Linked DNA regions of Homo sapiens: region 2 is linked to region 1. Evidence: read pairs that join two places in POLR2A ChIA-PET (ENCODE). Cell type or tissue: Panc1. All regions are shown on one strand. Each heading gives the region's core, and the rest is flanking DNA. Links, peaks and the distances in the headings are about the cores only.

What was found. ChIA-PET counts read pairs that join two places held together with the same protein. Peaks named below come from ENCODE experiments on the same cell type or tissue, not always from the same donor. Only the 100,000 strongest peaks of a DNase experiment are listed, where the experiment ranks them.
Region 2: POLR2A ChIA-PET joins it to region 1 with 5 read pairs; 2 of 35 experiments call an interaction of 5 or more read pairs at or near these places.

The regions. Positions count from the first base shown.
Region 1 is chr11:91,099,924-91,116,546 of GRCh38, reverse strand. It overlaps the pseudogene OSBPL9P2 and the pseudogene OSBPL9P3. Among named protein-coding and RNA genes, the nearest start is that of LINC02748, 50 kb to the left of the region's middle. RefSeq lists a silencer at 12,923-13,124. In Panc1, for the core only: no CTCF peak of the experiment used is centred there; no DNase peak of the experiment used is centred there; H3K27ac peaks cover 1,850 bases.
Region 2 is chr11:91,283,343-91,299,965 of GRCh38, reverse strand. No RefSeq gene overlaps it. Among named protein-coding and RNA genes, the nearest start is that of LINC02748, 130 kb to the right of the region's middle. In Panc1, for the core only: no CTCF peak of the experiment used is centred there; no DNase peak of the experiment used is centred there.

The DNA of each region.
Region 1 (16,623 bases), core at 5,471-9,470:
CCAAGCTCCTGTGTATCAGGACTGAGGCAGATCCAGAAGAATCTATCCAGTGCTTTGGGGATAAGCCAGTTTGATGGAATTCATCGGCATCATAAAATTCATCTTCACTAGCGGAGTAAGAGAACTCTGGGACTGTATTTGGAGACAAGTTCACATGGCTTGGAGAAGTTAGACTGCTATTCGGTGGTGAATGGCCACTGCCTGTACTATTTGGTGTAAGAGTCTTATGCTGTCCCAAGGTAGCCAACACAGGTCCAACTGGTAGGGAAGATGGATGCTGCTGTTTTGACTTACACAACTGAACAGGTTCTGGAAGTAACAATCTGGGAAGGCGTGCTGATCACAGGTTCCAAAGGACTAGGTTGATAGATTGCATCTACAGGATTAATAGTACTTATTCCATCTGCGTGCTTTTCTGCATTACCCTTTAGCAATGTGCAGCAACACAATGCAGTGTTTAGCTGATTCTACTATGCTATTTGTTGTTTCTTTGAGAGTTTCCATTTTCTTTCTCTGTTCATCTTCTTTGTAGTTTTGAAGCTTGTCATCAAAAGACTTTAATTGTTCAATCAAGATTTGTAGGTAATTACATCAGCAGCAGCTCAGGAAATAGTCTAAAACATCCAGATACTAGAGAATCACTTAATTCTTCCATGTCCAATGGAACAAGTGATGCTGACCTTTTTGATTCATATGACAGTAGAGATGATGATGTGTAGGCGGGGTCCGCAGGGAGCACAAGAGCGTTATCATGCATCTCTTGTCACAGGTTAGGCTTGGGATGGATCTTACTAAGGTAGTTCTTCCAAGGTTTATTCTTGAAAGAACATCTCTTTTAGAAATGTAGGCAGACTTTTTGCACACTGGGACCTGTTTGTGTCCATTAGTGACTAGAAGGATCACAAGGATAGAATGGTTCTGGTTGTGAAATCATACCTCTCAGCCTTTCATGCAAGAAGGAAAGGGTCAGTTGCCAAAAAGCCATACAGTCCCATTTTGGGCAAGATTTTTCAGTGTCACTGGACACTACCAAATGATACTGAAGAGAACACAAAACTAGTTTCAGAAAGACCAGTTCCCTGGGTTTCCAAAAATACTGTAACATTCGTGGCTGACCAGATTTCCCATCATCCACCCATTTCAGCCTTTTATGTTGAGTATTTTAACAAGAAGATACAATTCACTGCTCATGTCTGGGCCAAATCAAAATTCCTTGGGATGTCAATTGGTGTTCACAACATAGGGCAGGGCTGTGTCTCATGTCTAGACTATGATGAACATTACATTCTCACATTCCTCAATGGCTATGGAAGGTCTATCCTCACATGGTCCTGGGTGAAATTAGGTGGAGAATGTTGTATTAATTGTTCCAAACAGGCTAGAGTGCAAATATCATCTTCCATACTAAACCCTTCTATGTGGGCAAGAAGCACAAAATTACTGCTGAGATTTTTTTCTCCAAGTGACAAGAAGTCTTTTTGCTCAACTGAAGGGGAATGGAATGGTTTGATGTATGCAAAATATGCAACATGGGAAAATACATCCTTTGCAGATACCAAGAAGTTGCCTGTAATCAAGAAGAAAGTGATGAAGCTAGAAGATCAGAACAAGTAAGAATCCCGCAGCCTTTGGAAGGATGTCACTTTCAACTTAAAAATCAGCAACTGAAGCAAAGCACAGGCTTGAATAAAAGAGCAGAACCCCAAGAAAGGAAAGAGGGAAAGAGAAAGAAATTCAGTGGGAGACAAGGTTATTTCATAAAGATGGAGAATATTGGGTTTATGATGAACCATTACTGAAATATCTTGGTGCTGCCAAGCATTAAGTTTGAAGATGCAAAGTATATACCTGATGATCAGGGCAGTAGACATAATTCAGCAACAAACAATCTTCCTTTGGGAGAAACCTGTTCACTACCTTCTTATTAGAGTGGTTCCTATCTCAGGGATACTGGACTTTTGGACTCAGATGAACAATTAAAGTGCAAAAAACTTCCCTTTTCCCTCTGTGGCAGTTATGATTTTGACTTCAGTCCTGAGAAAAACTTCAGGTTTTGAAAACGAGATGTCTGCTCCTTTTCCAAACCCCACACGTTGAAAATCATTTATAAATCCAAACCTGAAACTCTTTACTCTAGTACTGCTATTAAGATATACAACCTGTTTCTTAGTACATATAATCTTGAGATACGTACATGCACACACACACACACACACACATATATATACACACCACATACACACACGTGTATATATGTATATATATGTGCATATATATGTGCGTGTATATATATGTGTGTGTATGTGTATATATATATGTGTGTATATATATATAATATATATGTGTGTGTATATATATATATAATATATATATGTGTGTATATATATATAATATATATATGTGTGTATATATATATAATATATATATGTGTGTATATATATAATATATATATATGTGTGTATATATATATATTATATATATACACACACACACACACCTGGTGCCAGATTTTTTCATAAATACTCTGCCTAATGTAAATATGGGTTCCTCTGAGTTGTTTTAGAAAATTACCGTAATGTATTAAAATCAAGTGTTAGGAAATGTCATGGTCTTACCTATAATAACTTTTATTTTAGAATTGGACTATTATTAGACTCTATCTAATCCTGGAAAAAAAGGAACAGCCCATACTCATAGATCAGAAGAATAAAAGTTGTTAAAATGGCCATACAGTCCAAAAGCAATTTATAGATTCAATGCTATTTCTATGAAACTGCCAACATCATTCTTCATTGAATTAGAAAAAAAAAAATTATAAAATTCCTATGGAACAAAAAATAGCCCAAATAGCCAAAGCAATTCTAAACAAAAAGAACAAAGCCAGGGGTAGGCATCACATTACCTGACTTCAAATTATACTGGAAGTCTACAGTAACCAAAACAGCTGGGTACTGGTACAAAAACATTGGCATAGACCAATGGAACAAAATAGAGAACCCAGACATAAAGCCACATACCTTCAACCATCTTATCTTTGACAAAGTTGACAAAATTAACCAATGGGTAAGAATTCCATATTCAATCAATTGTGCTGGGATAACTGGCTAATGCAGAAAGATAAAACTAGACCCTTACCTTTCATGGTTTACAGAAATTAACTTGAGATGGATTAAAGATTTAAATGTAAGATTTCAAACTATAAAATTCTGGAAGAAAACCAAGAAAATACCCTTCTTGACATCAGCCTTGGCTAATGTCAAGAATTCCTAAGAAGTTATGGCTAAGTCCCCAAAAACAATTGCCACAAAAACAAAATTGACAAGTGGGACCTAAGTAAACTAAAGAGCTTCTGCAAAACAAAACAAAACAAAAATCAATAGAGTAAACAGACAACCTACAGGGTGGGAGATAATATTTGCAAACAGTACATCTGACAAAGGTCTAATATTCAGAATCTATAAGGAACTTAAACAATTCTGCAAGTATAAAACAAATTACCTCTTTAAAAAATGGTCAAAGGTCATAAATAGATACTTCTCAAAAGAAGACATACAAGCATCCAACAAATATATGAAAAAAATGCTCATAAACACTAATCATCAGAGAAATGCAAATAAAAACCACAATGGGATGTCATCTCACACCAGTCAGAATGGCTATTATTAAAAAGTCAAAAAACAACAGATGCTGGCGAGGCTGCAGAGAAAAGGAAATGCTTATTTACTGTTGATGGGAATGCAAATTAGTTCAGCCACTTTAGAAAGCAACTTGAAGATTTCTCAAAATACTTAAAACGGAACCACCATTCAACCCAGCCATCCCATTAGTAGATATATATGCAAAGGAAAATAAGTTAGTCTACCAAAAAGACAACATGTACTCAGATGCACTATTCAGGATAGCAAAGACATAGAATCAACCTAGGTGTGTGTCAATGGTAGGCTGAATTTAAAATGGTATATATACACCATGGAATACCATGCAGCCATAAAAAAGTGGAATCATGTCCTTTGCAGCAACATGGATGCAGCTGGAGGCCATTATCTCAAGTGAAATAACGCAGTAACAGAAAACCAAATACTGCATGTTCTCACTTATAAGTGGGAGCTAAACACTGAGTACATTTGGATATTCAGATAAGAAAAATAGACACTGGGGGACTACCGGATGTGGGAAGAAAGAAAAGGTGTGTGGGCTGAAAAACTACCTGTTATGTATTATGGTCACTACTTGGGCTATGGGATCATCTGAATCCCAAACCTCAGCATCACACAATATATCCATGCAACAAACCTGCATATGTACCCTCTGAATCGAAAATAAAAGTTGAAATGTTTTTAACAATTAATTTCTTAAAACATGAAATAAGGAGTAGAATCAGCCAGTAGGGTTTATGCGGCACCACCCAGCATCAGCCGACACATTGACACCTGAAAAATGATGACCCTTGATGTGAATATCTATCCCAGGACCTAAGATTCTCTTTCTCTCCTGTTCATTATCACCTGTTGAGCTTTTGCTTTTCAACAGCTATTACTGATCCCAATCATTGTCTTCCTCTATAGGCTTTATTTAAGGGAAAAATATATTTGAGTTACAATAATTTTCATAGAATAGACAACTCACATTATATTGTTGCAACAGATATGGCTAGGAGATGAAAAATGTCCAAACAGTAGAGGGTTTCAAATGCAGTTTGGACACTTTGCCTGCTAGGGGAGGGAAAGTGTTGGGATGTGATGGAAGAATTTTGAGCAGGGGATGGTGATGTGATTAGGTTTATGCATCAGAAAAGCTAATCTGAAATTATATGCAGGCCATATCACACATGATAAAAACTGGAGGCAGGAACACTAGCGAGGAAGCTAGTCCAGACAAATGAGAGGCAATGAGTGCAGAAATTAGGACAATGGAAGGGAGACTGACATTTCTGAGGGCTGACTGGAACATATGCTCTGTATATCTGTCAATAAACTCTTAAATTTGAGATACTCTCCATCCCCAAACAACAAAGTTCAAAAAATTAAAAGCTCCTTCATCTCCATCCCCAAGGTACTCATTATTCCCATCGCTGGCATCATCTCCTTCACTTTTCTCAACTCATCAGTCACTCACTCCTGTTGATTTTATTTCCCAAACACTTCTTAAATCCTTTAACCATTCTGTTTATATTGCCTATGGAGAAGAAGAAGGAAACATTATTTAGTGAGCATAGTTAACCAGATAACATGATCCAGTCCTACCCACAGTGATTAAATTAATTTTAAATGATCTTTGGTGAGCCACTTAATCTTGCTGCATTTTCCCCCTTATCTGTCAAGAATATAATAATCATATAAACCCAATATAAACTATGAAAATCAATATTTTACATTTGGCAACTTTATATTTTTATACTTTCACAGAATCTGGAGACTATTTCAGTAGTTTTCAACTTTAGCTTATGTTGGAATCATTTGAAGGGCTTAAAATACATTTTCAGGTACCATCACCCCAAGAGTTTCTGGAGTGGGCTTTAGAATTTGCATTTCCAACATGTTTTCAGTGTTGACAGTCATGCTGCTCATCTAGAGACCACACTTTAAGAGCATTGACTTATTTGAGTTCCCCTTGAAAACTAAAATGGACTTAAAGTGAGTTTGATTTTATTCTAGTTCCAACACTAACTAAGCAAGAGTATCACCATAGGTATATTCTTTGACTTTATAAGCTATAGTTTTCTAACCTGTAATGAAGTAATTGAGTCTCCAAAGCCTATATTTGTTGCTATGTCCCTATTATGCTTCTGAAGTATGCACATATCTTGCATCTTTATGAAGTATGCAAATAAAATAAAAAGATCATTGTTTCTGAAGGAAAATGTAAGAACCTTTAGTTTGGGTATAAAGATCATTGTAACATTGGTGAAGAAATTATTGTATTTAAGTCTACCTCTCTTAAATTCTCTATTCAGGTGATTCCTGTACCCAGAAATTCTTTCACTTTATCCTGCTTAAGCAATGTTTTAGAGTTTTGGAATATTAATAAATGTTCATAATAAGAAATAATGGAGTGGAGCTGAAATTTAGAAAAATAGTGAAGTGGAGCTGAAATTTAAAATTTTGGTACAAAATTTTAAAAATTTTAAAAATTTTGTGCCAAAATCACAGTAATTCCTTGTGACTTGAGGCGTGTAAGGCTGGCTAATAGTAGTGTAGTAGCAGAGTAAGATGGATCAACAGATGCATTTCCTATCTTATTTCAGTGACTCTTGGCTTGAAAACTTCAAGTTTTCCTTTGACTCTGCTCGAATGTATCCCAAATAGGCTAAGGCATTATGCAATGTAAAGGGAAATACCCAACATAGATCGGTGCATTTGAGAATCACTTAGCTTAAGCTGTTTTTGACTGAGTGCAGTAGCTCTAGAATGAAATTTCACTGGTCAATTTCTCTGCCACTATCCAGTGAAGTGTTATCTGCTTCTATTTTCTCAACTAACTAATGTAATAACACATGAATGATCTTTAGGAAATGGCCGTTGGTGTCAGAAACTTGGAAATTGAAAGGATTATGATTTATAATATAATTAAGAAGTTAATTCTAGATGGCACATTTTCCCTTTCACTTATGTTTAATGTACACATGGGATGTAGTACAAAAAAGTATCTCATGATATGTTCTGAAGGATGCAAGTGACACTAAGCTTTTCCTGTCACTCCAATCGAAGAATGGTCATGTTCCAAATTTAACAAATGATAAATTTGAAATGTTTTAATTGATATAATGGTCCCAATAATACATTTTTGTTAAATATTTGGAGCATGCTCCTGCCTACCTACATTAGAATCTGTCATACAAAGATATTCATTTAAACTCAAATATATTTTATCTCTTATTTTAGAGTCAAATAGGGTTAGGTCTAATATGTGTCATAATATTCCACTCATGGTATATTATTTCTCTAAGTGCTCTGTTGCTTGAACATGTCTAAAACCACTATATTTTAAAGATAAAGAAGGGTAAAAATTGACTATTAAAATTTCACGAACAATTGAATTAATGAACTTAGTTCAGAAAGTATGAAAATCATTATTTCCTTCTGTGTCTGGTATAGTTGTCTCTTGAGTTTTGTATCAGGGAAAAAAAATCAAGCTGTTAATGAAATTGGAACTTCAAGAGCATTGTTTCTAACATACAGTAGGGTGAAAATAAAGGTTGATTTCCTTTCCAATGGCAGTGGTGGTGACTGCGTATACTGGATTCAAGAGATATTTGAAAATAATAGATACAATGAAGTAAGCAACAGATTTAACTTCAGAGTGAGGGAGAGGAATCAGTCTATAAGGACTCCCAGATGTCTAGCTTAAGCCAACAACCACAACAACAACAAAAAAGAAGTTTGGATGGTTAATTTTTTGTGTCAACTTGATTGGGCCATGGAATGCCGAGATACTTAGTCAAACTTTATTCTAAGTGTTTCTGTGAGGGTGTTTTTGATGAGCTTGATATTTGAATGGATTGAGTAAAGTAGGTTGCCCTCCCTAATGAGTGTGGACCTCATCCAGTCAGTTGAACATCTGAATAAAACAAATAGGCTAAATAAGAAGGAATTACTTCTGCTTGACTACTTTGAACTAGGACAGTGATCTTTCCTTGCCTTCTGATTCAAACTGAAAAATTTGGCTCATCTTGGGTCTCAAGCTTGCAGACATTCATACGGGAACTACCTTCTCTTGGATCTCCAGCTTACAGATCTTGGAAATTCTCAGCCTTCACAGTTGCATTAGCCAATGTCTTATAACAAATCTATTTCTCATTCTTTCTCTCTCTCTCTCTCTCTCCATATATATATATATATATATATATATACACACACACACACACACACACACACACACTTGTTTATATAATGAAAGTTTTATATATATATATATATATATATATATACACACACATATAATGAAAGTTGTTTATATACACACATATAGTGATGTGCTTCATAACAACTTTCAGTCAGTGATGAGCTGCACATATGATGGTGGTCCCACAAGATTATAGTACCATATTTTTACTCTACCTTTTCTATGTTTAGATATGTTCAAACGCACAAATACTTACCATTGTGTGACAATGGACTACAGTATTCAGTACAGTGACATACTGTATGTGTTTGTAGCTTAGGAGTAATAGGCTATCCCATATAGTCTGGATGTATAGTAGGCTATACCATCTAGGTTTGTGTAAGTGCACTCTATGATGTCTATACAAAAAAAATTACTTAATTACGCATTTTTCAGAATATATCCTCACTGTTAAACAATATATATACACACACATCTGTACACACACGTGTGTATATATATATATATATAGATATACACACATATACATGTATACAGAGTATATATATGTGTGTGTGTATATATATGTATGTATATGTATATATATATATATACACACCCATACACTTATTGGCTCTCTTGAGAACATACACTTATTGGCTCTCTTGAGAACCCTGACTAATACAGTTAGTTTCAGTATATTCCTATGACAAAAGTAGAAGAAAGTGGCAATCATTCCCTCTCCCATAAATTCTGCCCTTTCCTTACTCTATATTTTTATTTTCAAAGAAAGATATTGTCAATGTGATAGCTTGAAGCTCAAGACATTAATTGGGTCAAACAGGTAATGGATGATGTTATTGTGACTTAAATGTTGACCGAGTGCAGGGCTCTAACATTTTCCAAGAGGTAAGCAGTTCAAGACAAGAGCTTTTCTTTTACTTATACCATCTCCTTTCTTGCAATTGGTTGGATGGACTTAAGACTTGATCTGCAGTTTGTGAGGAGAGTGTGAGATGGTGAGCTGGAGGAACAGGAAGCCCTGCTGAGCTCCAAGTTACATTTTTAATTCCTCAATTATAAATCTCTACATAGGGGGCTATTGACTGCCAGTTTTAACTATTAATAATGCAGTCACTTTTTTCTTACTTGGCCACACTTACTTGCCTTAGGGAGAAAGTTATATTAACTCCCTACTTGAGGAAACTCACATGGAGAAAATGTGAGTGTTAAGTCCGAATCTGTATATTTCTGAACCTTTAGGGTAATACCATAACAACCTCATGTCTACATTTAAACATAGCTGTTAAGTTACTCAGACACCTTTGAAATTGCTCAAAATAAAGATTTGAAGAGAAAGAAATATCAATATAATAATCAAACAGAACTAGAAGGTTAGAACTGGTTTGACTCTCACCCAATACTAGCTATGCATCTTAAGATTCTCTGGGACTCTACCTCCTCATTTGTAAATTTAAAAAAATAGATAATATGCATCATATAAATAACTACAATGAGTCTTTTCAATAGCCTCCTGCCTATTCAATTCCATTTCTATATTCAATTTAACTTGTTTGTTTTTTACTTCATATCTGGATTTAAGTTTGTAAAACATAAGTCTGATTACCTTACTTTCCCACTGAAGAAAAGGTTTACTGTATTCCCCTTACTCTTAGGAACATATAAACATGACAAACTGATATTTTTGAGGCTCTCCCCAACTTTGACTCATCTGATTCATTTAGTTTTATCATCTCGCTCAGACTTTCGTATCTACATAAAAACCAAATTATTTATTATTCTATGAATGCCCTACACTTAATTCTGCATTTTTGAAAAAAAAATCTACTGGGAATTTGAAAAAAAAATCATTCTACTGTGAATGTTCTTCATCATTGCTGAAATCCTCTAAGACCCAGCTGATAGATCATCATCTTTGCCATGCCTTCCCCAGTAAACTCAGCTGGAGGTCACTGCTCTCTCCTGCAGAACTATTTTACTTTTTCCAAGTACATAAAATAATTTATAAGTGTTTTTGACTTCCCATTAGATTTTTAGCTTCAATGAAGGCAGCAGACCTCCACAGGGACAAATACATTGTCTTGTATGTGGGAAGTGCTCAATGAATGCTGAGGTGAGGTAAACAGTGAATCCATATATACATTCTTTTAAATAAAGATCATTTTATTATTAACATTACTTACAACATTTATGTAGAAAATTATATACTGCTCACATATATCTGTTTTCTTTTTATCAATCCTCTGAACAGCATTGCTAATTTATGTTCCTAGTAGACTAATTAGTGTAGAGCAGACCTACTTTGAGTACCCTGAAATAAGTACAGAATGTTTTATATGAGAAGTATGCAAAATATAGCAATGCAAAAATATACACATCTATGAATAATGTGAGTATATATACATATACATATATATTACATTTTTGACTCTCTTTTCTGAGCTATGAATTGCTAAAAACAATAATCATGAAAGGGCACCATCTGCTATACAAAGGATGGAATGCTACAAAATTTTGAACAGAAATCATATGTAGACTTTAAATTAATTCCACTATTTACTAGGTATGTACATTCATGGAATAGGAAACATAGTTTACTAGCTCTGTACAGGCCACATAACAATATTTGGACAACAATGGACCATATATATAACAGTGTATTATGAAATTGTAATTTTTTTTTTACTATACCTTTTCTATGTTTAGATATGCTTAGATACACAGATACTACTGTGTTACAGTTACCTCCAGTATTCAGTACAGTAACATGCTGCACAGGTCTATAGCCTAGGAGCCATAGGCTATACCATATAGCCTTGGTGTGTAGTAGGCTATACTACCTAGGTTTGTGTAAGTTCATTCTGTGATGTTTGCACAATGACAAAATCATCTAATGGTACATTTCTCAGGACATTTCCCTGTCGTTAAGTGGCACATGACTCTACTTAAGAAAGTTACTTAAATTATTCTTAGCTCTAGTTCCATCAACTGTAAAATGAGAATGTTAACATTGATCTCATAAGATAGATATGACAGCTATCTCTCTCTCTCTCTCTCTCTCTCTCTTTCTCTCTCTCACACACACACATACACACCACACCACACATATTTTCAGCCCTGTATCTGGTAAATCATATATGATAAATAATGATTACTTATTATATTAATAAGAACAATGATTAGTATTTTACACTTAGCATAGAATGAGGGTTGGAATTTTTAATGATTTTTTGGAACCCATTCTTCAAACAAATAATTTTGCAGTACTTTAATTACTAACTTATCTATCTTATAAATTCTAGTTATGTATGGATTTTCTTAAACTTTTAAAACCATCTCCTGTAAATAACAGTAAACATATTTACAAAGATCTGAACTTATATCAAAACCAGTCCTGTAAAGTTCTAAGACTGTGTTATTTTTCCTCTAACACAAAATAGTAACAATTACTTTTCTTAAACTATTTCCTGCCTTCTCTAATTTAAATTGGAGACCACAAATAAGTGGACACTTCATATCAGCTTATTTCATTCTTTGTGGCCAGGAAACATCTCAGGTATTTACCTGGTGAGCCATAGCAGCTGTTATTGTACTTAAGATAAAATTCTTATAACACAATAATATTGAAATTAACTTAACATATATGGTATGCTGATATAGTTTAAAAATATCTCTGATGATAGTGTCATGATTTTTCTAAAGAAAGGGTAAATCCCCTTCCCTTTCCCAATAAATATTACCAATACGCACATGAGGATTCCAGTTGAGTCTTACGAGAGCATTTTATTAGACAAAGCCCCTGCATTCAAGGATTTAAAGTTAGAGAAGTTGAAGTTAAAATTGCTATAAATTGAAATTGTTTTAAGCCTCTTATTTGTTATTTTGTTACATATATTATATATATGTTAAATATATATTATATTTGTTACGCAGTAATAGAAAACTAATATAGATAAGTTTTAGGTTTCTTTACTCTGTAGTCACTATGCCTTCCTCAACTTTAATTAGTTTTTCTGTCTGTCCATCTGCATTAAAACAAACAGAAACACACTAATTTAAATATTTGCTCGTAGTGCAATTATTTTTAAATCACTGATCTTTGTCCTTGGCTTTCTACAGATCTGTTCCTTCATAGTCATATAATCAGATCCAGTATCTCATAATTTTTTTTTTATGGAGAGAAAAAAATGTGCTTACAGTGTAAATGTATTTAATGTTGCAAGATTTTGTTCATAGCAGCACAATGAGTCACTATCTTCAGGCAACCGTCTGCCTTAGTAGATAAATTCCAAATGTAATGACCTTCTCTTGGGCCTCATCCTCATCAATATTATGAGGCATTTGGCTCTGCCAACATGCTCACTAGATTTTATGGAATATCAACTCTGCCTGTGCTTCAAGCCTTATATCTTTTCTTCCTCTGATTTTGTGGCCATTTCTTACCCATTAAAATGTTTTTGAAAATCAGTGTTTCTCTATTTGCTTTCTTGCTTTGCTTTTGCTATATGTTTTGATTCACGGGTTTTATCTATTTATTTCAACTATCACCTCTTTGCAGCACCTAACACAGGACCTGGCAGGCAGCAAGACCTTTATACACACGTGCAATTTAGTAACTAACAACACCTAACTTTATAGTTCTAATCCTTGTTCTTCTTAAAACCGTTGGAGCTAATTTCCCAACTACCAATCAGACATATTCACTTTGAACTAGGGTTGCCAGAAAAAATACAGGACTTGTTAAATATAAACATTTGATAAATATTGCACAGGATGTACTTATACTAAAAAATACTCATTGTTTATCTGAAATTCAAATTAAATTGGATATCATGTATTTTTATTTGCTAAATTGGAAATTCTGGTTTGATGCGCACTGAAATCTTAAAGTCAAGATGTGCAAAACAAATTTATGCTATCCTACTCAAAGCAGCACCTGTGATGCCCTTCTTTGTTGGATTTATTTAGCCACTAGGCCTGGTTCCTTAGGGTCAAGAAGTAGTATACGCTGAATAATTTATTAAGCACAGTTTCTAGACCCCTAATTCATATTGTCCAGGGCTACCTCTGAGTTCTATCACTTATTAGCTGCATAGTCTAGAGCAACATACTACATTTGTCAAGCGGTCTGTTTCTTGGTCCATTTTGTGTTGCTATAACAGAATACCCAAGACTGGGTGACTAATAAAGAAAAGAAGCTTACGTGACTTATGATGCTGGGGACTGGAAAGTCCAAGAGCATGGTATTGGCAACTGCTCAACTTCTGATGAAGGCCCATACTGTGTCACAACATGACAGAGAAGCAGAAAGGTGAGCAAATGTATGCAAAGAAACACACACTATAAACTGGGTACACTTTATAGCGATCAACTCTCATGACAACTAATTCATTCCCATGAGAACAAGAACTCAATAGACATGGCATAGATCTATTCTTGAGGGATCCAACCCCATAACCAGACACCTCCTACTAGGCCCCAGCTTCCAACATTTGTGCACTGTAAACCAGGCCTCAACTTGAGTCTTGGAGGTGACAAACCACATCCAAAACACAGGACTCCGTTTCCTTTTAAGTAACACGAAGAAGATAACAGTAAGCCCTATCAAAGGGGTTTCATAAAGATTAAAGTATCAAACAATGTAAAGCACTTAGCAAGGCACTTAGAAAACTCCTTAATAAATGTTTAAAAAGTATTATACATTTTGACTCCCTTACTCTGCTATCCTTATGTGACAAGATACAGAGTCTGAGTTGAAATGTCTCTGAAGGTTGATCTCTAATTTTCATTACTGACACTTCCAGTATAGATGTGAATTACTCTCTTGTGGGCTGCTGCAACATGTGATGTGGTATCCCTGCTCCTGTGTCCTGACATGAATATTTGTCTCGCAAATGTATTATTGGGTTCAAAACGTATGCTCCTTCCCTAACTGCATCAAATTAAGTACAACGTACAACTCCTCACATTCAAAAGCCTCCACAAATTATGCTCTAAATTTACTTTCCAATTTATAGTTTTGTGCAAGTTCTTCTTTTCAGCAAGAATTGATCAGTGAAGTGTCTATTGATCTTTTAATTGGATGCAATTTCAATCTATCCTGTCTTTTATGATGTGAAGCTTTTAGACATAATTTATTTAATATACTGTTTTGTGACTGTGTTCTTGTGTTTGCTACATCTTAATTTCTAAAAATTGTCTTTGCCCTATAAAAATGGTTTATAATTATTAATAAATTATAATAGAGTATAAAGAAAAAATTCTATTTATAGCTCCATTTCTCAAACATAGTATTAGCTAACATATATTAGATCTTTATTGTATACACTCCTCTATATCATTTACATAATGAACAATTTTGGTTCCCTCAAAACATATAAGGCTATTTATTCTCATTTGAAAAAGATCTATGGAGAGGTAAAGTAATAAATCCAAGGTTTGACCACTAGTAAATAGACAACCTAGACACCAAGCTTTAAACCTAATATTGATCCCTGGCAAACATTCTACAATGCATCTTTACAAAGGTAATTAATTGATAAACATTGGCCAGGAACAGTGGCTCCTGCCTGTTTCACAGTACTTGAGGAGGTCAAAGTGGGAGAATTGCTTAAGTAAATGAGTTTGAAACCAGCCTGGACAAAATAGTCAGACCCCATCTCTACAAAAATTAAAAAATTAGCTGGACATGGATATGCACACCTGTGCCCCAGCTACTTGGGAGGCTGAGGCAAGAGGATTGCCTTAGCCCAGGAGGTCAAGGCTGCAGTGAGCCATGATTGCACCACTGCACTCCAGTCTGGGTGATAGAGATCCTGTCTCAAAAAAAAAAAAAAAAGCAACAAACAACAAATTGTTAAACATTTGTGAACTCCAGGTGACAGTGTAGGTTGATTAATGAGAAAGTGTTTCATACAAATCTCCTGGGCTTTATTGTTTATATCTAATAATATAATGATTTATTCAACGGGTGACATGCACCATGATTTCAGTGAGACATTTGCTAATAACCTTAGAATATATTTTGAGCAAGTATGGGAACATGTGGAATAATGAAGATGCTAAATGTAGAGGTACTTGCAACAGTTTAGAGCAGCGGTCCCCAACCATTTTGGCACCAGGGGCCAGTTTTGTGGAAGACAATTTTTCCATAGACAGAGCAAGGGGATGATTTCAGGATGACTCAAGCATATTACATTATTGTGCACTATATTTCTATTACATGGTAAAGTATAATGAAAATATCATACAGCTCACCATGATGTAGAATCAGTGGAAGCCCTGAGCTTGTTTTCCTACAACTAGATGTAGATGGTCCCATCTGGGGCTGAAGGGAGAGAGTGACAGATTGTTAGGCATTAGATTCATATGGAGTGTGCAACCTAGATCCCATGCATACACAGTTCACAATAGGGTTTGCACTCCTATGAGAATCTAATGCCACTGCTGATCTGACAGGAGGCAGAGCTCACATAATAACACAAGTGAAGGGGAATGGCTATAAATATAAATGAAGCTTTGCTCCTTTGCCCGCTGCTCACCTCCTGCTGTGTGGCCTGATTCCTAATATTGGTCCATGGCCTGTGGGTTGGGGACCACTCGTTTAGAGAGTACACAAAAGGAGAAGTTCTAGGGGAAATGCTGGGAGTGGCACATTTGAGATGTCTATAACAGAAAATTGAATGGCCAACATTAGTGTCAATATATTTTATAAACATAAAGCAAGACAAAAAGATGAAACTCACTTTTTTATGTTGAAATAAAAAAATCAAAAATAACTTTAAGGGGCTGAGATGATGGTTTAAATGAAGTAAATAAGTTAAATAAGTAGTAATACTGCATTTAAGTTAAAAATCAGTTATATACGTTGAACAAGTAAGGCTTAAAATTTATAGAAATCTTGGGATTTCAATGTGATACTAGTGTTAAAATGTTAATGCAAATTAAGTATGAATTTATAGCATTTTGCAGTTCAGCAAAGGAACAGAGAGTCCCACTGTGATATGCTTTAGTCATACCATGTTTGGAGTACTATGTTCTGCTCTGGGCTTCACATTTTTACAATTTCATCGTCACTCTGGAATGCATAGAGACTAATGTGGAATCTAGGAACCATGTTATATTGGTGATCATTGAAGAACCTGAGAAATTTAAAGATTAGAAGAAATACGGTAACATTGCATCCTTCTTCAAGTATTCAAAGAGCTTTTATATAGGATAGAATGAGAGTTAGTCAGAAATACTATTTCTGTGCCAGGCATTACACACGTTCATATGCACAACTTCCTTTTTTTTTTAAATTATTAACCAAACTATGAGGTGGGCTTTGTTTTGTCATCTTTTTTTTTTTTTTTTTTTTTGAGATGGAGTCTTGCTCTGTCACCCAGACTGGAGTGCAGTGGTGCCATCTTGGCTCACTGCAACCTCCGCTTCCCAGGTTCAAATGATTCTCCTGCCTCAGCCTCCTGAGTAGCTGGGACTACAGGCACATGCCACTATGCCCAGCAAATTTTTGTATTTTTAGTAGATACAGGGTTTCATCATGTTGGCCAGGATGGTCTCGATCTCTTGACCTCATGATCTGCCTGCCTCGGCCTCCCAAAGTGCTGGGATTACAGGCGTGAGCCACCATACCCGGCCCTGTTTTGCCACTTTTATACATAAGAAAAAATTTTACTTAGATAAAGTAAAATTTATCTAAGTAACTACTTTTTCTAAGGTTATCCACTTACTTACTTTATCTTGTTACTTAGCTAAGAGAAAAGCTTGAAATAAATATCA
Region 2 (16,623 bases), core at 6,910-10,909, 180 kb before region 1:
TCTGTTACCTAGTTAGCCAAACCTGAAGTCATCAGCTCTTTTAAATGAAGTATTCCAGAGGACACCACTTTCGCGTACAAAGCCATTTTAACACAGTGGGATGTGAAGTGGACAGAGTGCTCTAACTTATAACCAACTTTTCAGTAAATGTGGTCAACATACATTCAGCAGGGACCTACTCTTTTCCAGGCACCAGGCTAGATGGTGCAGGGAATCTAGGTTCATGTCTTGTCTTTGTTAATAATTAGCATTGTGAACTTGAGGAAAAGTACCATTTTCTAAGCCACAGTTTCCTTATCTCTAAAGTGAATATAATGATACTTGACCAATCAGCCTTAGAGAGTTGTTGGGGATTTCAAAGAAGGTAATATATTTCACAACTCTTTTGTAAATGATAATAAAGATTATACAAGCATTTACTCTTCATATAAATGGGTTGTGCTTGGCATTCAATTCAAACATAACATACTGGGTTCATTTAGTTTTCAATTCTGTTGAAAGGGAACTCACTTTCTTAAAGATTATTTGAAAATAATCATCTGTCCACTCCCCCACACTGAATTGCATAAGGTTACTCTATAAATTTCTTGATAACCTGTAGGCTAATTCCTTAAAATCTTAATCGTCTTTCTGGGCTCCCATGCATTATGTACAATACCATTGTTGCCAACACAGGAATGCAATACTCATGAATATATAATGTGTAACTATTCACCTCTGACATATTTAAGTATATGCATGTTATGTCTCCTGGCAAAATTACAGAGTACAAATTATTTCAATTAATAATAATGCTTTTCATGAAATTAATTACACATTACATTGAGATTTTGAAATTGCATGGTGAAATATAGTTGCAAACACAGCTATTAAAACTGTATTAGGGGCCGGGCGCGGTGGCTCACGCCTGTAATCCCAGCACTTTGGGAGGCCGAGGCGGGTGGATCATGAGGTCAGGAGATCGAGACCATCCTGGCTAACAAGGTGAAACCCCGTCTCTACTAAAAATACAAAAAATTAGCCGGGCGCGGTGGCGGGCGCCTGTAGTCCCAGCTACTCGGGAGGCTGAGGCAGGAGAATGGCGTGAACCCGGGAAGCGGAGCTTGCAGTGAGCCGAGATTGCGCCACTGCAGTCCGCAGTCCGGCCTGGGCGACAGAGCGAGACTCCGTCTCAAAAAAAAAAAAAAAAAAAAAAAAAAACTGTATTAGGAAATCTCATTCTACCCAAATCTCTCTCCTCAACCCATGTTTCAAACTTTGTAATAAAGAATCAGCTAACTTGTGTTTCTTTAACTGATAGTGCTCTTTATAAGAACAGTGGACTTTTTATGTACATTATTTCAAATCTTCTAGATAGGATACTAGATGATCTTATGATGCATATTTTTACTGGCAAAGGCATTGGGGAAAAAATAAGAAATAAAAAAATACATAAATGTGTGTCTAAATAACTGTGTTATACACTTAGTTCCACAAAATCACAGGACTGGGAGGGAGTTAATGTAGTCTGAACTTCCTGTAGGTGATTGATTCCTTCCTTACAAGTACCTAGCAAAGGGCTGACCAATCCAGCATTTTATCTTCCAGTATGGAAGAGGTCATGACTACTCAAGGAAGCACATTCCATTGTGGATAAATTTTTATATTGAATAGTTTTCTTTTAATTTTTAAAAATTAATTATTTAGCTGACACATGGTAGACTCAAGGATAAAGAGAACAAGAAATAAATAGTCCATATCTTCTAGCAGTTTAGAATCTAGATTAAAATATGAAAAAAAGAATGTTGAACTTCTCTATCAAATACATTAACTCTCTGTAGTCACAAGTGTGAAAATGACTATACCAAGGTAAAATTATTTGCTGATTTATAATTTATACTATGTCTTATTCCAAGGTATATTGGAAATTACTTAGAACACAGTTCTTATTTCCTAATTAGAGGTTACATACAAGTTAATGTGAACAACTTACAGTTTTCCTGAAATGGTAATACAAAATAAACTTGCTGACCACATTTTTGTATAAGAAATATTAAATAGCATTTAAGTGATATCATCATATATGATTTGAAAAAGAAAACCTCCCTTGATTGTTCCATTAGTCTGTAGTAATTAGATTAATTTTAGATATCAGAGCAACTACGTATAGTATTCAGAATAGTTTATCACGTTCACCTCCCAGCATATAGATACATTACTTTCTATGATACGTACCTTCTCTCTATGACATTTGAACAACTTAATACACTGGAATTTGTTTGAGAGAACAACTTTTTAAGTTAAATTATTGGAACCCAACTTAAGTCCCCTTAAGATTATCCTCTTATAACAGAGACTTACACATGAAATATGCTTCAAGTTCACCTGCCTATGGCTAAGTTCTGAATTGAAACAAGGTAACTTAAAACAATTTTTAATTTAGTAATTATTTAAAATAACCAAAAAGAGAATAAAAGGATATAATATTTTAGTAGGAATGATAAGAATTTATAATACCCTGAGTGAATGTGAAATAATAGATATTCCATTCTGCTGATTGTAGGTCATTAAAACTAGTCTTAACATGTGCTCTTGTTTTAGATTTTCATTTGTTTAACCTAATTCATTGTGACTCTTCTTAAAAGTAGCATTATTGAGATACAATTCACATTCCATACAATTCCTCTATTTAAAGTGTACAGTTGAATTCAGTAGATTTTATTGCATACACAGTTATGTAGCTATTAATCACATTCTATTTTTTCTGCATTTTCATCACACCAAAATGAAACCCCGTACCCATTAGCAGTCATGCCCCCGCTCCCCTCTGAGCTGAAGAACAAATAATCTGTTTTCTATATTTATAGATTTGCTCATTCTGGACAGTTTTTTGTAAATAAAATTATATAATGTGTGATTTTTTTATAAGTGGCATTTTTCACCTATAATAATGTTTTCAAGATGCATCCATATTGTAGCATGTATCTCTATTCCACATCTTGTTGTTGATGGACATTTAATTTTTTTCCACTTTTGGGCTGTTAATAATCCATAGATGTTCATGTTTACATTTTTGTGTGGACATTATGTTTACATTTATCTTGGGTATATACCTAGGGTTGGAATGCTGAGTCATATAACTATGTGGTTAACATGTGGAGAAATGGCCAAATCTATTTTCACAGGATTGCAACATTTTATATTCTCACCAGCAGTAGTTTGAGGGCTCCAATTTCTCCTCATCCTCCCCAATGTGTTATAATTGCCTTTTATACATTAGTTTTTATTTTAAAAACATGACAGATAAAATTATATGTACTTATGCACACGATGATGAAACACATTTTGAATAGGTAAATCTGGGTAATTAACATATGTATTAGTTCACAGTTACCATTTTGTAGTGAAAACATTTAAAATTTACTCAGCATTTTTAAAGAATATATTATTAACTATAGTCACTATGTCGTACAATAGATTTGTTTAACTTATTTATTTTGTTGACCTAAAATTTTGTGTCCTTTGACCAACATCTCACCCACATATCCCCCACCTCTAATGCTCCAGCCCCTGATGACCACCATTCTAGTCTCCACTTCTATGAGATCAACCCTTTTGATTCATCATGTGCTATTTGTCTTTCTCTTCATGGCTTATTTGTCTATCTTTTATTTCCATGATCTTAGTGGGTATAAAATATTATTGTAGTTTGACCCTGCATTTACCTAATGACTTATGATGCTCAGCATCTTTATATTTTTATTACTGACTTGCAAGAGATACTTACATATTCTTGACACAAACCCTATGTCAGATATGTGACATAATCTTTTTCTTAATCTGTGGGTTGGCTTATAGCTTTATTAATAGAATCATTTCAGAATAAAACTTTTTAATTTTTGTGAAGTCCTAATTTTAATTTTTTTTCTTTTGTCGCTTGTGTTTTTGTTGTCAAGTCAATGAAGCCTTTGCCTAATCCAAGATTGTAAAGATTTCCTCCTGTGTGTTCTGTGTTAGGCTGTTCTTGTGTCACTATAAAGAAATATCTGATGCTGAAAAATTTATAAAGAAAAGAGATTTAATTGATGCATGGTTCTGCAGACTGTACAAGCATGTTTCTGGCATCTGCTCAGCTTCTGGGGAGGCCCCAGCAACTTTTACTCACAATGAAAGTGAAGTGGGAGCAGACACATCATATGGCCACAGAAGGAGCAAGAGAGAGAGGAGTGGGGGTTACCACACAGCTTTAAACAACCAGATCTCATGTGAACTCACTCATCAACAAGGGGATGGAGCTAAGCCATTTATGAGGGAATGAACTTCCATGATCCAAACACCTCCCACCAGGCCCCTCCTCCAATATCGGCGATTATAATTCAATATGAGGTTTGGCAGGGACATATAGTCAAACTAGATCATGTCCTTTTAAGAGTTTTATAATTTATCTTATATTTAAGCCACTGATTGTTTGAGTTAATTTTTGTGTGTGATGTAAGAAAGGGATCCAGTTTCATTTGTTGTTGTTGCATGTAGATATTTAGTTTTTCCAGGGAAATTTATTGTAAAGACAATTATTTTCCCACTAAATTGTCTCAAAACCCTTGAAAATCAATTGTCTATTTATAGATATAAAAGTTTATGTAGGAGTCCATATTTAGTTAATCTACATGTCTCTTCTTTTTCTAGTACCACATTGTTTTGATTAATATAGCTTTATAGTAAGTTGTAGAAAGTAGAATTCTGAGTCTTCCAATTTTCTCATTTTTGAGATTATTTGGACTTCAATGTTTGCTAGAACTTCTATACGAATTTTAGAATATAATTGTTAATTTTAGCCAAAACAAAAGCAGCTGGTATTTGGCAGGGATTGTGTTGAATCTGTAAATAAATTTGGACAATATTGCTATCTAATCCATGAAAATGGAATGCAGCTACATCTATTAAGGTCTTCTGTGATTTCTTTGAATAATATTTTCAAGTTTTGAATGTAAAAGTTTAACATTTTTTGTTAAATTTATTACTCCAATTCTTTTTGATATCATTGTCAACAAGATAATTTTCTCAATTTGTCATATTCTTTTTGTGAGTTCATAGAAATACAATTATTTTTGTAAAATTATATTATAAGCTTACCAAACTCATTTATTAGTTATCACAGATTTCCCCCCTTCTCACCCTAGCAGTGGATTCTTCACCCCTACATATGAGATCTTGTCATTTGCAAATACGTATAGTTTTACCTCATCTTTTCCAGTCTGCATGACTTTTATTTCTGTTCCTTGCCTAATTGCCCAGGCTAGAACTTTCAGTACACTATCTAATAAAAATAGCGAAACAGGCATTCTTGTATTGTTCAAGATTTGAGACTAAAAGGGTTTAGTCTTTCACAATTAATATGGTATTAGATGGTGTTTGTCAATATTATTAATGCCTTTTTAAAATATACTTTTTGCCTTATTTATTTTCTCTACAGTTTTAGTATTCTCTATCTCACCATTTTCCATTGTAATGTCTATTCTTTTTTCTTTTAACTGATTTTACAATGTTAAACTTTCCAAAATGTCCTTTCATTATTGATTTTTAATTTAATTCCATTGTGGTGAGCAAACTTTGTATTACTTCAATCGTTTTAAAATTTTGAGGCTTGTTTTATAGACTAGTGTTTGGTCTAAACTGGAGATGTTACATCATGTGCATACACTTGAGAAGACTGTGTCTTCCATGGTTGGGTGGAAATTCTGTAGATGTCTGTTAGGTCCTCATTGGTTTATCATAGATTTTAAGATTTCTATTTCATTTATCTTCTGCATAGGTGTTCTGTCTATTATTGGAAGGGGGCATATTAAGGTCTCCAAATCTTATTGTTGATGTGTCTATTTCTTCCTTCAATTTTGTCCCCCTATTACTTCTTATATTTGGGGGTTCTGTTAGGTGCACATATATCTATACTTTTTAATGTTTTTTGATGAATGGACTCTTTTTCATAATAAAATGTCCTACTTTATTTCGAAGAAAACTTTGTTTCAAAGTCTATTTTGTCAGGCATCGATATAGCCACTCCAGCTATTTTATGGTTATTGTTTACATGATATATCTTTATTCCTTACTTTAACCTCTTTGTATCTTTAAGCCTGAAATGTGTCTTCTGTAGATATCATATGTTGGGTGCTACTTATATTATTTTAAAATATGATTTTACAATCTCTTCCTTTTCTTTGTTTTGCCTCTATTGTTTAGTTCATTCACTTTTGATGTTATTGATATGGTTGTATTTACATCTGCCATTTTGCAAGGTTTTTTTCTATCTATTTTGTATCTTTTTCTGTAGATATTTTCTGTTTTTTTTTTTGCAGAAAATGACTATTTTCTTAGCTGACATTTTACTTTTTAATGATTTCTGAATATTTTTGAGTGTTTTCTTAGTGGTTGCTCTACAGTTTACAGTATAAATTATTACTTATAAGAATCTTCAAATTTATGTTAATTTCTGTGAGGTATAAAAAATTTATTTCTGTATAGTTATCTTCCCTCTCCCCTTTTCTGATGCTGTAATTGTTATATAGTCTATATATTTCACAAACCCAGTATGATTGGCATCTTTCGCCTGGCATAGATCTTCCACTTTATATATAATTGCAGGCTCATTGGGGGAAGTGAAACTCAGACTTCTTGGCTGCATTTGCCTAAAACAGGGTTTTTGGTAAGAGGAAGCTGGTGGAAGGAAGCAGGAGAGTAAGAAATGCTGGCAGTCTGTTTCTTCCAGGAAACAACAACAACAACAAAAACAAGAACAAAAACTTGAGCATTATGCTGGGAACTTAGGGAGGTAGAACCTGGTCTTATTGGTACACCAGGCAAGAGCAGAGCTTCTGCCACACTGGGCTAGGTGTGTGGAGTAAGTGGCTAGTAGCTGATATGCCACAGACTTGCTGTTTTTAGCTAGATTTTGTAGATATTCTTCAAAAAATGTTTCTCCACTTTATATATGCTCTTAGGAAAATTTCTAGAGATTTTATGTTTTTCTAACATAAATTGTTGTAATCATATCATGCTTTTCTTTCACTTATTCATACTATAAAATTGCCTCTCCTCCTTTCTTCCCACAATTCAGAAAGGTTATTTTCAGCTAGTAGTTAAGATTAAATTGATCTGATTTAGAGAGAGGGTCTACTGGACTCCTCAATCACCGTTCCAGAAGTCTTACCTCAGATAATTATTTCTTATATCTAATTGATAAGATTTGTTTGCAATTATTGTCTTTAAAGCTTTCCTCTTTTCATGGGCAGATCTCCTGTGCCATTTCTTCCTAATGTATGCTCCATAAAGTATGCTCAGTGGTCCGTTTTTCCTGGAGAGATACTCCTGTTGTATGAGTTAATGGTGGATGAAGATATAATTCCTTACATTTGCCTTATTGAATATCTCTTCTTAAACACAGTAAATCCCTCTGTCTTCCTTTGTCATGACTTCATTTCTCCATACTATATAATGTACTTTTCTTTAACTGTTTCTTGTATAACATGGTCTTTACTTTCCTCACGATAGAAAAAGTCTACTAAAAACAACGTCCTATTTGTTGGTGTCTGTCTTCAGGTGTGGTGCCAAAAGCTCTCATCACAACCAAAGCTTAAGATGAAAAGCAAGGCAGAAAGTTTTCTTAATACCTCATTTTTTTTTTTGTTATAAAGCATATTTGCAATATTTTTCTGTGAACTTCTTTTTACAAACTTGACACATAATACCACATAGTTAGCTAAAACACAATGTTCCTTTTTGTTTGCAATATTCTTAACTATGTCTTCCTCTAATTTTATAAGTATTGTTAGAAAATATCCTGATTATCTACTGCAGCAAAATTCATGGTGGTGGTAGTGAATTCTTTGGGTCATACCATTTGCCTTCCTTGTTAGGGCAAACTAAGAGTAAAAATAAGTGCTTCTTTGTCGAAGCAGTGGTGCCCTTTTTTCCCTAGCTTAGTTGCCTCTTTCTTTAACACTTGGAGAAACATTTAAAAGGCCATACAAGTTTTTTCTTTTATTACATGTGTTGCTGTTCTTCTTATCTACACAGGGTTCTCATCTGTTCCACTAACAGAATGCTGTCCTCTACAGGATATTAACCAGGTCTCATGCATCTCTCACTGTTTCATGCCATAAAATTGCCTCTCCTCATTTTCTGCTACATCTCAGATACAAACGTAATAGTTAAGACTAAAATGATCCAATTCAATGAATTCATACTCGCATGTGAATAATTCATACTAGCATGTGAATGAATAACAAATTCATCTTCTTCCAAATGGTGTGTGTTTGTTTATTTCTAAGTAGATAGCAAATGAATAGTAAGAATTCAGAGACTATTAGGGCAATTTATCTTATCATTGTGTCTTCAAGGTGTCTTTAAACTGTATCACATAGATGACAGGTTACTTCACTTGTATATAATTATGGTACTAACAATAATGACACTGATGATGATAATTACTATTTTTCTAACACTTTATATTTTGCAAAGCACATTTATCATTATTATTTCATTTGATCTTTAAAAATATCTTGTGAGATAGGTATCATTATCATCACTTCCATTTTACAAGTATATTTATCTGAAAATGACTATGTGTCAAATTAAAATGGTAGCATTGTCCCTGTTTTATTATAGCCACAAGGTAGGGAACACTGAATGAACTGAATGAAATCTGTGCTTAGCCCAGATTTTCTATATTTAATAGTTATTTTTATTATGGAAGATTTTGAAAATCTGATTTTAAAATGTTGTTGCAGTGAGAACATATAGACACAGGGAGGGGAACAACACATACTGGGGCCTGTGGACGACGGGAAGCAGCACAACAGAAAAAATAGCTAATGCATGCTGGGCTTAATACTTAGGTGATGGGTCGATAGGTGCAGCAAACCACCATGACACATGTTTACCTATGTAACAAACCTGCACACCCTGCACATGTACCCTTCCCATAAAATAAAATGAAATAAATTAATATTGTTGCTATGCTATATGAGAAAGTGAGCGAATTAATAACTTATTAGTAGCCAAATGATGCAGTACTGCTAGTGACGTTCTTTTGTTTGTTTTTTATTTTCTAATTTTGGGAGAAATTACTAAGTGCCCAGTTGACCAATGACAGGAAATTGAATTAGCTGGTTGATAAAGTTTCAGGCTCACACTCTCCCTCTTCTGATAGTTTCTGGAAAAACCACTGAATTTTTAATGGCCTGATTCCTAATTGCTTCTTCAGCTCTGCAAATGCAGTGTGAGGGTGAGAGGTAGAAAAAGAAAATGATGTGAGATGTAAAAAAAAAAAAAAAAATGTTTGGCTAGTGTTATAAAACAGTACACATTGCTTAAAAGTAGACAGTAATAAAGGTGGCAATAAAGTATTTTCTGTCTCCTGAAAGTTTTCCATTTAAAATGTTTTGCTGGGCAGTTTTTATTCAGTCATCACTATTTTAGGCTGGAGATACAGATATTTATATATGATTTGGCCATTCTCAATTCACAGTTAAGTGGTGGAAAAATGTAACCAGAGAATTTTATTGAGTGTTAACCTGAGGCTTTAGTTAAAATTATTCAATCCATCATTTGTGTTGGTCCAAAAGGTAATATACACATAGAGATACAATAAATGGGCTTTAGAAAAAAAGTGAATCTATATATATTTTATACTATCAAAACTCTACAATGAAGGCAATAAGCTATTGGTTAGCTTTTTGCACTTGAAATAAGTATAATACCAATTTTTTTTCCTTTTTTACTTGCAAATGCTTTGATTAATATGATTGATAGCCCATTTCTGCAAACAGGATTGAGATTTTAGGGAGGTGTGAATGTACACATAAAGTGATCCTTGTCTAAGAGAGCTTGGAAATAAAAGTGAAAATGATGCTCTCTAAGATTAAGACAATTAATTCAGTTTATTATGAATAAGAATAAACATATACATTTTCTTATTGAAGGTAGACAATGCCTCTGATACCCATAACACTTTATCTAAAGCTGATTAAAGTTATAAGCCCATCTGAAGTAAAACAAACAAATAAAAAAACTTAATTAGAAGAGAGATTGCTCAATAATGACAACGTAGATAAAGGAAAGCCTGAGAACTAGATGTTGCCAGTGTCTACTAAAACATTGTTCCATGTAAAAATTGACCAAATAGGATATAGTATATTTTAGAAAGATTAATATTCATATCCTATGTTCAGTCTGGAAAATGAGTATCAATTAAATTTTAATACATTCTATGACTTCATGAAGTGTTCTACTTTTATAATTATAGCTGCTTAAATTAACTATAACTTTTTATAACTTCATTTTTCAATTTCTATGCAACAATCTTGTTTGCTTTATTTTTAAAAATAATGTCCAACATTTCTTGATCCTCTGCTGTACCTCTCACATACCTACTCAGCTTACTCTCCCCTCCATAACCAAGTTGCACTACCTAAGGAGATTTAATGATATAAGACTATAAGACAATGAGTTTTGCCAAGCCCTAAACCAATGAAAAGGATAACAATAAGCTACAGTTGTCCCTGAATTTACAAAATGCTGAACAGTCTGCTAAGCATTTTATGTAAATTACTTCATTTAATTTTCATCACATTATGATAAAGGCATTATTATTTTCATTCTGCGGTGAGGTTAGCTAATTTGCCCAAGAGCGAGTTATCCAGTTGCAAAATTGAATTTAAATTTAGATCTGTCAGACTCCAATGTCCAGGATTTTAACCCAATAATATATGGACTTGGAGTCTGCTTATAATTTAAAATTTATTAAACTATTCACAAGATGATGAGAAAAATGTGAACTGAATTACATGTTTATTAGAGATATTATTGTACCTAGCTCAAACTATAGTAATGGAGCCAGAAAAGAATACAGTGCTTGTTATCCTACAGGCAAGATTTTGGGGGCATAGGTTCACCTTTTTATGTTAGCTGTTAAAATGCAAATGAAGATGTTTCTTATGATGAGAGAGATTACAAATTGTGTTATTTGAGTGCATTTAGTAGACCTATGTCTAAGCATGTCCTTGAGTAAAATTTTACTATAAGCAAAAATTGCTTTATACCTTCCCCCTTGATTTAGTTATTTTGATGTAGGAATTGGAGACAAAATAATACTATATCTAGTTTATTCTGTCATTGTTAGAGTCTCTTTTATGCATATGTTGATGATATATACGTATACATAATTACCATTTAATTGTGATTTTTAAATATTCCATATTCTTGCTGCTTGTTTGTCTATTAGCAATTAATGAAGGTTTTATAATATTTCCATCATAACTGTGAATTTGTCTGTTTCTCATTTTAATTTTTTTATACATATTGAATCTGTGTGATTGTGCATACCTACCTAGAATTATGACACATTTCTATTGGATTGTCACCCTTATTGTAATGAAATATCACTATTTTTGTCTTAGAAATTAGTTTTGCATTATTCTACTTTGATATTAGTATATATACATATATATATTAGTACATCTTATAAGCAGAAGATAAATTTTTGGTAGCTTGTTTTTATTTGTTCTATTTGTAAATCTAGTCTGAAAATATTAGTTTTTAACTTGAAATATTTAGTCCATTTATATTTAATGTAAATATCAATCTAGTTGGATTTTTATTTATTGATTTCATTTGACCTAGGTGTTTCATAATTCTTTTTCTTTATTATTTACTTCCCTTAGATTAATAAAATATTTTTACTTCACATTTTTTCCCCAGTGCATATGTAACCAATTTGTACAGGTACAGTTTTCAATGCTTACATTGAGATTAAATATGTATCCTTGACTCATTCAAGTACAATATAAATTATTATTTTAAAGTTTCCCTAGTAATACAGGAAACTTAGAATACTTTAACTGCATTTACCTATATCCCTTATGTGTTAATGTTGTCACATATTTTTATTTTTTATATATTTTCATCCCATAAGGCATTACAATTATAGTTTTGTGTAGTCAAAATTTATTGGAATGTTCATTTATATTTTCCCATGTATTTCCCTTTTCTTTGCTTCTCACATCTTCCTTTAACTCAGTGTTTTTCCCTGTGATCATATTCTTAGCACATGAAAAATTTTCTGTAATGTGTTTTTTAGTACATGACTTATTGGTCACCAATCCCCTCATTGTTTTGTTGGGTCAGAAAACATCTTAATTCTACATTTGTCTCTGCAGAGTATTTTCACTGGGCACAGCGTTCTAGACTGGAAGCTATTTTCTTCTGGGACTTTACAGCTATCATTACATATTTTACAGTTTTTATAATTCCTGTTGAAGAATCCACTGAACAGGCTTTTTGCTTTGTTGGAGATAAAATACCTATTTTTTCTCTATAATTTTTAAACCTTTTTATTGAAATATAACACATATAAAGAAAAGTGCATAATTTGTGTTGCATTTAAAAATTTCTCTTTGGTTCATAGCAATTTACCATAATGAACATAAGTGTAGTTTTATTTTCATTTATTTTGCGTGGGATTTGTAGAGCTTTTTGAATCAATAGGTTGATTTTTTCATCAGTTTTAAAAGTACTCCTTGGCCTCATTGTCTCTCCTTTTTACTTTTGGAATTAAAAAGTAAACTTATGTTTGACCTTTATGTATTATTTATGTATCTCTGATGCTATTTATTGTATTTTACATTTGTTTTACTCTTAAATTTCAGTTTGGAAATTTTCTTTGACTTGTCTTCTAGTTCATAAATTATTGCATTTTTTAAAAATATGTCCTCTTAATCCCATATAATATGTTCTCAATTTCAGATATTTCTCATTTGTAGACTTCACATTTTATTATATTACATAGATTTTAATTATTTGGTGAAACTCTATATAGTCTCATCAATTTTTTCATCTTTTTTTTGTATTCTCCCATTTACTTTACTATAAACATTTCAGTTAGTCTTTGTTATCTAATATCAATATCTAGATCATCTCTGATTCTTCAACTATTTTCTGTTTTTTTTTATTATTTTAAATCACATGACATTTTTTGGTATATTTAAGTTTTGATTGCAGGGCAGACATCGTTAAAAAAATTACATAGGCTTCTAATGATGTTTTTATTATCCTGAGAGGGTGTGTCTTACCTTAAAAAGGCCAATAGAATGATAGGTGCTCATCTTAATCTAGTCAGATACTGTACTGGGCTGGGGCTTGGCTTCAGGTTTCTTAAGACACCAGTATATCTCTGGCTGTCTTCCAGCTTTATAGCTAAGAATGTGCTGTGCTCTCCATGGCTATTCCTCCTCCCCTTGCCAGTGGACTCCACATTCTAACCTTTGGTGTTCAATACTGTCAAAACTTTTGCCCTGCTTAATAAAGATTTTCCACTAGTTTTAAAGTCTTCCACATACGTTATCACAAAATATTACAAATGACCTAGAGGCAAATCAGGTTGTAGGTAGGAGAATTCCTAAGTTTCTATCAAAATAATTATTGTGCATCTGAAGCCTTCTGAAAGCATAAACTAGAGATTGCCAACCTCTTTCTGTAAAAGACCAAATGGTAAATATGTTGGGCTTTGTGGGCTTACAGTCACGGTTATAACTACTGAACTGTATAGTTGTAGCCTGAACACAGCCATAGACAATGTTTAAACGTGTTATTAGCTGGTTATATTCTAACAAAACTTTATTGAAAGATACTGAAATCTGAATTTCATAGAATTTTCATGAAGTATTCTTCCTTCATGTTTTTTTCAACCACCCAACAATGTAAAGAAACATTTTTAATTTGTAGGCCATAGAAAATATGCAGTCAGCCTCATTTAGTTCACAGATCATAGTTTGCCACTTCTGATGTGTGACATGGATTCAGAATCTCTTACTTGATTCCAGAATTAGCACATGATCTCCAACTACCAGTGGCTATAGCTTACCTCTCCTAGTTTCTTTCCCTCATTTGCATATTATCTTGCTCGTGTTGTAGTAGAGGCTTTTTTGGTAACCTTAAGCAGATAATTTCCATTTTACATAATTTTTCTGGTTGTTCTTAGAGGAACACTAGTCTGTCACTATCTATTGAATCTCACATGAAAGTGGATGTACTAAAACTTTGTTTTTTTTTTGTTCTAGATAAAGATATATAATCTTCACACGAGCCAATATAATGTTATTTTGGTTGAATTAATAATGTTTAAATTGCTATATGTCTAACATTGTGCTTTGTAGTCCATGCATATAGATACACTGGATATTGTCGCTACACTCAAATTTCTTATAAATAATATCTAACATTTAAATATATAGATTAATAAATTCAGTATAACATAATCGTTTGTGAGGTGCACACATTTATGTGGAAGTAAAGGAACACAAATCTAAGCACATAGTACCGTCAGAAGTTTTAAGAAATAAACATGCAATGCAACAATAAGACCTCTAAATTTAACATTCTAGGCACAGATAAAGTGTAAAAAAAAGAAGGGAGGTAAAAACAGCAGCTGGGTGCAGTGTCTTCTATCAGTAATCCTGGCACTTTGGGAGGCTGACACAGGAGGATCACTTAAACCCAAGAGCTCGAGACCAGCCTGAGAAACATGGTCAAACTTCATCTCTACAAAAAAGTAAAAAATCAGCTGGGCATGGTGGTGCATGCCTGTAGTCCCAGCTACTTAGGAGGCTAAGGTAAGATGATTTCTGGAGCCCAGAAGGTCAAGGCTGCAGTGAGCCGTGTTCGTGCCACTGCATTAGAGCCTAGGCGACAGAGCAGGACCCTGTCTGACAACAAACAAACCAACAAAAACAGCATGCTGTTTGCAGAAACTTGAGGACTTTTTTTTATCATTGAAGATGATAAGTTGAGTGAGACATGGCCAGAGACATAGAAAGAGAAGCAGACAGGTCATAGAATTCTTTTATGGCAGGCCTAACAACTTGGACTTTTTTTATCCAAAGAGAATTTGACATATTTTCAAATGAAATATTTTGTGCATAGAGACAGTTTTAAAGAAATTATTATAAATGTCCAGAGGCTCAGAGAATTTGATCCACATGCCTAAGATCATAAGGCCATTCAGTGGTGGTCCAACTGAAATGACTTGTTTTGGAAAAAGTAGAGTAATAAGCTTTCCCAATATGGAGAAGAAAGAACTGAGAATAATTTCGAGTAACTTAGTATAGTCAAAAACGTTTTTAAAATGCTAGAATCAGAGGACTTGAGTTTGAGTAGTTATTTTACTGTCTAATAAGATATGTATGGAAAATTATATGGATGAGTAGGAGATATTAACCTACCTGTAATAATGATGGTATTGCTTTTTTATTTTTAGGGTCTAATAAAAGATGAAATTTTCAAATAGAGGATATGCCATGGCTTTGGATTTAGATAAATATTGGTCTGAATTCTAGTTTTACTATGTTCAGATATATGAGTCAAAAATTCATTCAAACTTTCTAATCCTCTCATTCATTCATTAATTCATTTAATTGCTGTTGCCAATATGTGTTCATGCTTTTATTCAACAAATATTTACTGATTAACTTTCATGTACAACAAATATTGCTAGGAACTTGTATTAATCAATGTTCTCCAGAGAAACAGACTGATAGGATGTGTGTGTGTGTGTCTATCTATCTATCTGTCTATCTATATATCTATATCTATATCTATATATATCTCCATATATGTATGTATAGATAGATGTATGTATAAATATATATGTGTATACATAGATAGATCTCTCTATCTCTGTCTTTCTATGTATATCTACATTACATATAATCTCTCTATATATCTATCTTAGAAATATATATATAGAAAGAAAGATTTATTTTAAATAATTGGCTAACATGATTGTAGGGACTGGCAATGCTGAAATCTTCAGGGCAGGTTGGCAGACTGGAATTTCATAAAATCTGATGTTGCAGCCTGAGTCTGAAGACAGTCTGAAGGCAGATTTGTTTTTTTTTTTTTTTCCGGGCACCTCAGTCCTTTCTCTTAAGGCCTTCAACTGATTGGATGAGGACTATTCTTATTACGGAGAGTATGATCTGCTTTACTCAAAGTCTACTGGTTTCAATGTTAATCTCATGTAAAAATATCTTAAGCAACAACAATACAGCAACATCAAGACTGGTGTTTGACCAAACAACTAGGCACCATGCCTAGTCAAGATGACACATAAGATTAACCATCATAAAGTTAGTTACAAGACAGACTCAGTAGCTGCTATCATGAAACTTACAATCTAGTGGGCATAATTGCACCTGCCTAGACAGTTTTATTTATTTATTTTTTTGTGAGAGTTAATTGAACTATTCTACATAAAATTAGTAGCATCGTAATTGGTACAGAGAAAACCTACAGCAAATGTCAGTTTCCACCCTTTTATCTTACTGCCCAATTTTTGTAGTTAAATTAGGGTGAGGAACAAGGTTAATACTGCTGCTAAGAGGGGTTTCTAAAAATTCATAAAATGATAATAGTACAAATGGTAATAAAAATATATGTTATTTATAAAGTGCTCTCAGTGTACCAGTTACTGTTCTAATTGCTTCATATAAATTAACACATTTAATTTTCAAAATGACCCTCTGAACTCATCTTCATTTGAAAGTTTTAAAAACTGAGGCAAAATGAAGTTAAGTCACTGGCCCAATTTCACAC